2 separate regions of the Homo sapiens genome follow, and region 1 is linked to region 2. A link is a loop called in an ENCODE intact Hi-C map of the cell type or tissue named here. Cell type or tissue: ovary. All regions are shown on one strand. Each heading gives the region's core, and the rest is flanking DNA. Links, peaks and the distances in the headings are about the cores only.

The links. Peaks named below come from ENCODE experiments on the same cell type or tissue, not always from the same donor. Only the 100,000 strongest peaks of a DNase experiment are listed, where the experiment ranks them.
Region 1: it touches region 2 in a loop (8-fold over the local background); 2 of 110 quality-filtered maps call a loop at or near these places.

Annotation. Positions count from the first base shown.
Region 1 is chr12:46,979,408-46,985,084 of GRCh38, forward strand. No RefSeq gene overlaps it. Among named protein-coding and RNA genes, the nearest start is that of PCED1B, 97 kb to the right of the region's middle. In ovary, for the core only: no CTCF peak of the experiment used is centred there; no DNase peak of the experiment used is centred there.
Region 2 is chr12:46,248,931-46,254,607 of GRCh38, forward strand. The region is part of intron 1 of SLC38A1 (solute carrier family 38 member 1); the gene reads right to left. Among named protein-coding and RNA genes, the nearest start is that of SLC38A1, 17 kb to the right of the region's middle. In ovary, for the core only: no CTCF peak of the experiment used is centred there; no DNase peak of the experiment used is centred there.

The DNA of each region.
Region 1 (5,677 bases), core at 313-5,312, 730 kb after region 2:
TACTCGGTGAGGGCCCACTCCAGTGGCTCACACCTGTAATCCCAGCACTTTAGGAGGCCAAGGTGGGTGAATTGCTTGAGCTCAGGGCAACACAGCAAAATCCTATCTCTACAAAAAATACAAAAATTAGGCACGATAGCTCACATCTGTAGTCTCAGCTACTTGGGAAGCTGAGGTGGGAGAATCACTCAAGCCTGGGAGATGGAGGTTGCAGTGAGCCAAGACTGTGCTACTATACTCCAGGTTGGGTGACAGAGCAAGATCCTGTGAGAAAGAAAAGGGAAGGGAAGGGAAGGGAAGGGAAGGGAAAGGAAGGGAGGGAGAGAGGGAGGGAGGAGGAAGGGAGGGAGGAAGGAAGGAAGGAAAGAAGGAAGGAAGGAAGGAACAAGGGAGGGAAGGAAGGAAGGAACAAGGAAGGGAGGGAGGAAGGAAGGAAGGAGAAAAGGAGATAATTGATATGTTTAAATATAAAAAAATACTTCGCAAGAGGAACCAGATAACCTGGACTAAAAACAATTGTTCAAGTAGGAACTTGAATTAAATTAATTGGTATTAAAGGAAATATTGATCCTGGAAGGAGGGCTAAGTCATGGGGACATGTGAGATACTGAGGAAGAATGAATGGCTAGAAGGGAAAGGAATGTGGTATTGCTGACTCTGAAGTACCACAGAAAATTTTCTCTTAGCCCTTAAAAGGAAAAGCTGAAAGTTCCAGTCTTATAAAGGGAAAAACACATTGCTAGTTGTAATCTCATTTTCATTTCCTCTCTGTTATGACTGAAATATTGATTAATTATAAATACTGATGCAGAAGAATCAATATTCAGATTTAATAATTAACTATTTAAAAGTTAAAGTATATTCTTCTAAAACACATGCAAAGACCAAAAAAATTCAGGTTTTGTACCCTTACCTTTTCCTTTTTCTTTCTTACTTTATTTTTTTATTTTTTATTTTTTTGAGGTAGGGTCTTGCTCTGTCACCCAGACTGGAGTGCAGTGGTGAGATCACACCCTACTTCAGTCTTGACCTCCTGAGCTGAAAGTGATCCTCCCACCTCAGCCTCCCAAGTAGTTGGGACCACAGGTGCACACCACCATGCCCAGCTAATTTATTTTTACTGTTGGAGAGATAAAGTCTTGCTATGTTGCTCAGGCTGGTCTCAAACTCCTGGACTCAAGCAATCTTACAGCCTCGGCTTCCCAAAGTGCTGGGAGTACAGGCATGAGCCACCACACCTGGCCTGTACTCTTTTCTTTATCACTCTTTTGGTATTGACTAGGTATCTACCCATTTTCCTGTCTTCCGGTCATCTCAACTCAGATGCCTACAAAAAGCCAAAACTGCCTACAGTTTTAAAAATAAAATTAAAATTCTACTTCAGAAAATGCTGCACTATTTTATTTTAAATAAAATTGCATGTTACTTCATGATGATTAGGTCTAACCCAATCAGCAAAAGTCTTCTTAAAATAATAAAATCTGAAGAAAACAAGATGTAAACGCAAGAATACTTATTAGAATTATTAATACGTAATTTTCCTGGAATGCTAATAATCTAAAGTAATCTAAGGAAATGTTTATTTCATCAACTTGTGACTTAATCTAATTACGTTGATTGAAACTGTTAAAACTGTGCCAATAAAAGAAATATTTGTAATGAAATCATGTATTTACTATTTCCATTGTAACTGAACAATGCACAGAAAATTTCCCTCTAAAACACCACTGCCAAGCACTATGGGAACCACTTGTGTCTATTTACCTACAACATCCACGATACAACATCCATCTACAACATCCATTTAACATAAATCATGGATTTCAGAAAAGCTAATGTTTTTAATAAATGAGAATTGATTGTTAAATAAGACAACAGTAAAGCCACCGAAAGGTATATGCAAATTAGTCCATTAAGAGTATTTATTGTTATTTTATGTGAGCACACAGAACTAGAGCTAAAGTTAAAGATGTGAGTAGGGCATATATCATTTCTTCTTCACAAAGCTGACACTCTATCCTGACATTAAACAAGTAAATGTAACAAGTTACACAAAAGTGTATGAGAAGCCCAGATGTGTATAGTATGGAAAGAGGCATCAGTGAAGTGTGGGACAACCTCAAGTGCCCTGATATATGTGTGACCGAAGTCCTTGAATGAGAAGGGAAGAAATATTTAAGGATATAATGTCAGATTTTTTCCAAATTTGCTGAAATTATAAAAACGCATATTCAAGACATTCAACAAATCATAAGCACAAGAAACATGAAGAAAACTACACCAAGGTATACTATAACCAAATTTTCAGAGAAACAATGATAAAACAATAAATGGAAAAACTTTAAAACAACCAGGAGGAATGGGGTGAGGCATTATATACAGAGATAAAGATGATAGCAAGTTGCTAGCCAGAAATGACTCACGTGAGCAGACAGTGGAGCAATATCTTTAAAGTTCTGGAGGGTAAAAGAAAAGCCCTGTCAACTAGGTATAATTTTATATCCAGTGAAGCTATCTTCCAAAAATGAAGGCAAATCACATTTTCATATATACAAAAGGTGGAATAATTTATCACCAAGATATCTGCACTATAAGAAACGTCAAAAGTTTTTCAGGTGAAGGAAAAATTATACCAGAAGTCTGGACCTATATGAAAGAATGAAGAGTCCTAGAAATAATAAATATTTGTATAATAACAATATTTTTTCTTATTAATTAAATTTATTTGAAAGATAAGTGATTGTATGAAGAAAATAATAACAATATATTGTTGGGGTTTATAAAATACAGAGAAATAAAAAGTGCAAAAACAACAGCAGAAAAAAAAGCAAGGGGAGAAATCGAAGTACACAGTTGTATTGTTCTTATACTTTACATGACGTGGTATAACATCACTTTCAGGTAGACTGTGATAAGTTAGAGTTGTGTATCATAAAGCCTAAGGCAACTACTAAAAACACAATAAGGATATGTAGGTAATGAGCTAACAAATTAGATAAAATGCAACCATTAATTTGAAAATTAATTCAAAATAAGACAGAAAAAAAGAGAGAAAAGAGAAAAAAGAGCACATGGTACAAATAATAAAAGCAAGATGGCAGATTTACACACAACCACATCAACTACCACATCAAATTTAAACGGTATAAACATCCCAATTAAAAGGCAGGGATACTTTTTCCTATACGGCAAATTAGACGCTTTTAGCCTGCCTCAGGCATAAAGATTAACTCTGTGACCTTTAATTCAAGAAGGAAAATGAGAATCCACCAGAATTGTAAAGGAAACTCCAGATCCTGGGAAGGCAAATGTGGGCAAACAGCCCCTGTGATGGCATCTGGCTAATAAGTGAGTGAAGCCCCACCACACAAAAGAGGCAGACAGCCTCCCTCTGTGACTCACCTTTCCAATGGGGATTTGAGTAACCAAGGCCAAAGGAGAGCACTTTGTTTCTCCCAAGCCCTGGAGCTAACTTGGGATGAAGATGGAGATGTTGTGAGGGAAAGACACTGGGAAAACCTGAAGCCATTTTATCAGACCTGGGAACAAGAGCAGGACGCCATGTTTTATCCTGGTGCATACAATGTCAGCCATTATTTGGCAATCCGGCAGGATGGCCTCACAGGTATTTTGGTCTCAGGCCAGAGATTGGAGTGCCTGCTCTGAAGTGGGGTAGGGGCCTCCACAGCCAGAACTGTGAAAATCACCTCAGCAGAAGGCATTAGAACTGTACTCTCCACTGTGGCAGGCCTGGGGCAGGAGAGCTGCTACAGCTGCAGTTTCTCCTGGACAATAAGACTTGCAGCTACAGCCAGCTTGGTAACATGGAACCAGTCTCCATGTGCTATTGTTGGGTGCCCCAGCCTGCTCTTCTGAGATTACAGTACAGTGGAGTCCTCTCTGATCCACACCCAGGCAAATCTCCAGGTATTCAGACCACCCTCTCACCTGGATCAGCCACCTGAACCCCTCCAGCCTTCCTGTGCATAGATTGTGCTGCAGTGAAGCCCTCTCCACTCCACGTGTAGGCAGATCTCCAGATATGTGGAGCAACTGCTTGCATGGACTAGCAGTCTCAGTCACCCCACCCTTCCTGTGCAGGGATCCTGTGTGGGTTATGGGGGAATGGGAGGAGGGGGAGTTCTACTTCACACCCAGGCAGATCTCCTGGCATTTGGAGCACTCACTCACCTGGAACAGCAGCTTCACTCCCTGCATTCTTCCTGTGCATAGACCATAGTGCAACTGGGCCATCTCGACTCTACACCCAGGCAGACCTTCAGGCATCCAAAGCACCTGCTTGCCTAGACTGGCAGGCTGAGCCACTCCACCCTTCCTGTGCAATTATCTGGGTGCATAGGGGCCCTCTTTGTTTCAAGCCCAGGCAGATCTCTAGGCTTCAGGAGCACCCAATCTTCTGGATTAGGACTTTAGCCCACCCCATCCCCATGCAGAGAACTTGGGGCCAAGGAGATTTCTCAGCTTCCTGCCTAAACACACTTCTGGGCACTTGGTGGCTGCCCACTGGATTCCCCATTGGCACTGGTACTTGTCCCTGCCATCAAGGGACTTGTAAATGGACCTGCCAGGTCCAGCCTTACACATCTTGCCCCCCACCCCACAGCGTTAAGGGAACTTGGACCACTGTTCACTCTAAGAATCAGCCTACTGCCTAAGGCAACAGAGAGCTTCTCTGTAAACAAAGATCAGGTATATAACCAGATCATTGGCCATAGGCAGCGCTTACAAAAAGCACCATCTACTGGCTTGTGGGTTGAACTGCACAGCCCAATATAAAATCTGCCAACAGAAGTGCCTAGGGATATAAAAGCAAAGTCAAAAGACCCTACCCAGCACTCTCTGCAGTCACACCCCAGGGAGTAAGGGAAAGGGAAAGAAGAAAGAAACAGTAATATCACAGGAGAAGAAGGAAAGAGAAAAAATCCTACCTGGAGGAAAATAGTTACAAAAATTATAACTACAGCATCTCCAGATGAGAAGGAACCAGTGCAAGAATTCTAGCACAACGAAAAATCTGAATGTAATAACACCACTAAAGGATCACACTAACGGCTCCAGCAATTGTCCGTAATGAATATGGAAACTAAGAAATGACAGAGGAAGAATTCAAAGCATGAATTGCAAAGAAGCTGAAGGAGATCTGAGCTAAGGTTGAAAATCAACACAAAGTAACTCCTAAAGCAATTCGGGAAATGCAGGAAGAGATAAACATCTTCAAAAGAAATCAATCATAACTTCTGGAATTTAAAAACTCACTTAAGGAATTTCAAAATACAATTGAACGATTTCTCAATGGACTGAACCAAGCAGAAGAATTTCAGAGCTTAAAGGCTAGTCTTTTGAACTAACTCAGTCAGACAAAAATAAAGAAAAATAATTTTTGAAAATGAAGAGTCTTTGAAAAATATGAGATAATTTAAAGTAACTAAACCTATAAATTATCACCATTCCTGAAAAAAACGGAGGAAAAGAAAACAACCTGGAAAATATATTTGAGGGAATAATTCAATATTGTTTTCCTAGTCTTGCTAGAGAAGCAAATATCCAGATATAAGAAATCTACAGAACACTTGTGAGATACTATGCAAAATGAACATCACCAAGGTGTATTGTAACCAGAATGTCCAAGGTCAACACCAAAGAAAAAATCTTAAAG
Region 2 (5,677 bases), core at 474-5,473:
CAGATCACGAGTTCAGGAGATCAAGACCATCCTGGCTAACACATTGAAACCCCGTCTCTACTAAAAATACAAAAAATTAACCAGGTGCGGTGGCGGGTGCCTGTAGTCCCAGCTACTTGGGAGGCTCAGGCAGGAGAATCGCTTGAACCTGGGAGGCAGAGTTTGCAGTGAGCCAAGATCGTGCCACTGCACTCCAGACAGGGTGATAGAGTGAGACTCCGCCTCAAAAAAAAAAAAAAAAAAAAGAAACTCACTCAAAACCGCACAACTACATGGAAACTGAGCAACCTGCTCCTGAATGACTACTGGGTAAATAACAAAATGAAGGCACAAATAAATATGTTCTTTGAAGCCAATGAGAACAAAGACACATCATACCAGAATCTCTGGGACACATTTAAACCAGTGTGTAGAGGGAAATTTATAGCACTAAATGCCCACAAGAGAAAGCAGGAAAGAGCTAGAAACAACACCCTAACATCACAATTAGAGGAACTAGAGAAGCAAAAGCAAACAAATTCAAAAGCTAGCAGAAGGTAAGAAATAACTAAGATCGGAGCAGAATTGAAGGAGATAGAGATACAAAAAAACCCTTCAAAAAATCAATGAATCCTGGAGCTGGTTTTTTGAAAAGATCATCACAATTGATAGACCACTAGCAAGACTAATAAAGAAGAAAAGAGAGAAGAATCAAATAGATGCAATAAAAAATGATAAAGGGGATATCACCACCAATCCCACAGAAATACAAACTACCATCAGAGAATACTATAAACACCTCTACACAGATAAACCAGAAAAATCTAGGAAAAATGGCTGAATTCCTGGGCACATACACCCTCTCAACACTAAACCAGGAAGAAGTGGAATCTCTGAATAGACCAATAACAGGCTGTGAAATTGAGGCAATAATTAATAGCCTACCAAGTAAAAGAAGTCCAGGACCAGACAGATTCACAGACGAACTCTACCAGAGGTACAAAGAGGAGCTGGTACCATTCCTCCTGAAACTATTCTAATTAATGGAAAAAGAGGGAATCCTCCCTAACTCATTTTATGAGGCCCTCATCATCTGATACCAAAGCCTGGTAGACACACAACAAAAAAAGAGAATTTTAGGCCAATATCCCTGATGAACATTGATGTGAAAATCCTCAATAAAATACTGGCAAATAAAATCCAGGAGCACATCAAAAGCCTTATCCACCACAATCAAATTGACTTCATCTCTGGGATGCAAGGTTGGTTCAACATACGCAAATCAATAAACCTAATCCATCACATAAACAGAACCAACCACAAAAACCACATGATTATCTCAATAGATGCAGAAAAGGCCTTCGACAAAATTCAACAGCGCTTCAGGCTAAAAACTCTCCATCAACTGGGTATTGATGGAACGTTTCTCAAAATAACAAGAGCTATTTATGACAAACCCACAGCCAATATCATACCAAATGGGCACAAACTGGAAGCATTCCCTTTGAAAACTGGCACAAGACAGGGATGCCCGCTCTTACCACTCCTATTCAACACAGTGTTGGAAGTTCTGGCCAGGGCAATCAGGCAAGAGAAAGAAATAAAGTGTATTCAATTAGGAAAAGACAAAGTCAAACTGTCCCTATTTGCAGATGACATGATTGTATATTTAGAAAACCCCTTCATCTTAGCCCAAAATCTCCTTAAGCTGATAAGCAACTTCAGCAAAGTATCAGGATACAAAATCAATGTGCAAAAATCACAACCATTCCTATAAACCAATAACAGACAGACAAACAGAGAGCCAAATCATGAGTGAACTCCCATTCACAATTGCTACAAAGAGAATAAAATACCTAGGAATCCAACTTACAAGGGATGTGAAGGACCTCTTCAAGGAGAACTACAAACTACTGCTCAACGAAATAAAAGAGGACACAAACAAATGGACTAACATTCCATGCTCATGGATAGGAAGAATTGATATTGTGTAAATGGCCATACTGCCCAAGGTAATGTATAGATTCAATGCCATCCTCATCAAGCTACCAATGACTTTCTTCACAGAATTGGAAAAAAAACTACTTTAAAGTTCATATGGAACCAAAAAAGAGCCCACATTGCCAAGACAATCTTAAGCAAAAAGAACAAAGCTGGAGGCATCATGCTACCTGACTTCAAACTATGCTACAAGGCTACAGTAATCAAAACAGCATGGTACTGGTACCAAAACAGATATATGGACCAATGGAACAGAACAGAGGCCTCAGAATTAACACTACACATCTACAACCATCTGATCTTTGACAAACCTGACAAAAGCAAGAAATGGGGAAAGGATTCACTATTTAATAAATGGTGCTGGGAAAACTGACTAGCCATGTGTAGAAAGCTGAAACTGGATCCCTTCTTGACACCTTATACAAAAATTAATTCAAGATGGATTAAAGACCTAAGTGTTAGACCTGAAACCATAAAAACCCTAGAAGAAAGCCTAGGTAATACCATTCAGGACATAGGCATGGGCAAGGACTTCATGACTAAAACACCAAAAGCAATGGCAACAAAAGCCAAAATTGACAAATGGGATCTAATTAAACTAAAGAGCTTCAGCACAGCAAAAGAAACTACCATCAGAGTGAACAGGCAACCTACAGAATGGGAGAAAATCTACCCATCTGACAAAGGGCTCATATCCAGAATCTACAAAGAACTTAAATAAATTTTCAAGAAAAAAACAAACAACCCCAGCAAAGAGTGGGCAAAGGATATGAACAGACACTTCTCAAAAAAGACATTTATGGAGCCAACAGACACATGGAAAAAATGCTCATTATCACTGGTCATCAGAGAAATGCAAATCAAAACCACAATGAGATACCATCTCACTCCAGTTAGAATGGCGGTCATTTAAAAAGTCAGGAAACAACAGAGGCTGGAGAGGATGTGGAGAAATAGGAATGCTTTTACACTCTTGGTGGGAGTGTAAATTAGTTCAACCATTGTGGAAGACAGTGTGGCAATTCCTCAAGGATCTAGAACCAGAAATACCATTTGACCCAGCAATCCCATTACTGGGTATATACCCAAAGGATTATAAATCTTGCTACTATAAAGACACATGCACACGTATGTTTATTGTGGCACTATTCACAATAGGAAACACTTGGAACCAACCCAAATGTCCATCGATGATAGACTGGATTAAGAAAATGTGGCACATATACACCATGGAATACTATGCAGCCATAAAAAAGGATGAGTTCATGTCCTTTGAAGGGACATGAATGAAGCTGGAAACCATCATTCTCAGCAAACTCTCACAAGGACAGAAAATCAAACACTGCATGTTCTCACTCATAGGTGGCATTGAACAATGAGAACAGTTGGACACAGGGAGGGGAACATCACACACCGGGGCCTGTCACAGGGTGGGGGCCTGGGGGAGGGATAGCATTACGAGAAATACCCAATGTAAATGACGAATTAATGGGTGCAGCAAACCAACATGGCACATGTATATATATGTAACAAACCTGCACGTTGTGCACATGTACCCTAGAACTATAATATATATACCCTAGAAGTATAATAAAATATATATATTCATTCTTTATTAATAAATAAATGCTAATTAATTTATTTAAAAATAATTACATGAATGAATTAATTAATATAGATTTGGTATAAATGTTAGAAAATACAATTTTTCAAATGGAATAAAACAACCAAAAAGAAAAAAGTTCACCTGTTATCTCAGCAAGCAGAGATGATCACTCATATATATATATAATTGTTGTATGGCCTTCCATGGTTTTTCTATGCACATAGAAATGTTCTTTCTATGTTCGTTGCAGCATTATTCACAATAGCCAAGATATGGAAACAATCTAAGTGCCCATGGATGTGAATGGATAAGAAACACAGGCACATATAAAATAAAATGTTATTCAACCTTAAAAAAGAAGGGGATCCTCTCATTTGCCACAACCTGGATGAATCTGGAGGACATAATGGTAAGTAAAACAATCCAGAAACAGAAAGAAAAATACTGCATGATCTCATGTATACATGGTATCTTTTTTTGAAAAAAAAAAAAAAAAAGTCTGATACACAGACATAGAGAATAAAACAGTTGTTATAAAGAGTTTGGGGAGGAAATGTGGAGATGTAGGTCAAAGGATATGAAGTTGCAGATGTGTAGGATGAATAAGTCTAGGGAGCAAATGTACAACATGAGGACTGTAGTTAATACAGTTTGAGTATTTCTTATCAAAAATGTTTGGGACCAGAAGTGTTACAAGAAAGGGGTCCTGATCTGGACCCCAAAAGAGGGTTCTTGGATCTCAGGAAAGAAAGAATTCAGGGCAAGCCCAAGGTGCAAAGCAGAAGCAAGATTATTAAGAAAGTAAAGGAATAAAAGAATGGCTACTCCACAGACAGAGCGGCCCCAAGGGCTGCTGGTTGCCCATTTTTATGGTTATTTGTTGATGATATGCTAAACAAAGTGGATTATTCATGCCTCCCCTTTTTAGACCATATAGGGCAACTTCCAGATGTTGCCATGGCATTTGTAAACTGTCATGGCACTGGTGAGAGTGTAGCAGTGAGGACGACCAGAGGTCACTCTCATCACCATCTTGGTTTTGGTGGGTTTTAGCCAGCTTCTTTACTGCAACCTGTTTTATCATTAAGGTCTTTATGACCTGTACTTTGTGCTAACCTCCTATCTCATTCTGTGACTTAGAATGCTTTAACCATCTGGAAATGCAGCTCAGTGGCTCTCAGCCTCATTTTACTCAGCTCCTATTTAAAATGGAGTTGCTCTGGTTCACATGCCTCTGACATTTCCCCCCTCCCTTTTATAAGAGAACCCTTAATCCTAAGGGCTGCACAGGGATGAAAATCCATCTTTAGTAACTTCTTCAGGCTGAATAGGGGTGATGGTATTCCTACCTAACTATGAGAATATCTTGTGTTCAGGGTAGAGACGCGCTCAGTCAGAAAGCATCAGTATGGTGAGGGACATTTATGACTCTTAAGTTCTGACAAAAAGTAATATTTGGAAGATGAATAAGTGTTCAATTTAAGAAAACATTGAGTAAGCTTATCCTTATGCCTATACAGAGTGCCATAGCAATGTATTCCACAAGAGTAAAGCAAAATAAGTAAAAATTATCTCAAGTAAACTAAATTATAAGAAGTTCCAAATTATAAGGGCAACTGTTGGAACCAAGCTGATATGACATTGCTAGATGATTCCAATATGTCCAGAATTGGAATATTGATCCAGATTTTTACATTACTCATCCCTCTTGTTTCTTCTGAGCAGCAGCTAGAGATCACTGGTTGGTTCACAGGAATAAATTGCAGCAACTAACTTAAAAGCAACTGATGAGACTAGAATTTAATAACAAGTGTAGCATAATTCTTGAAACACAGTTTCTCTCTCCAGTTTCCCATTTTTTACTAAAGACAAATCATAGTAACACTGATTTGCTTTATTATACTTGGCCTGATTTTTTGTATAAAGTGCAGCAAGAATAATTATTTTTCACATAAGCCTTTTGTAATTTCGCTTTGATGGAACTCTGCTCCATAGAAGGAATCTCAGATAAGACTTTTTAGAACCAAGCCTTGCAATGAGTTTGAACCCTCAAATACCTATGAGTTGGGTAAATTTCTCTCCTTTTGAGGT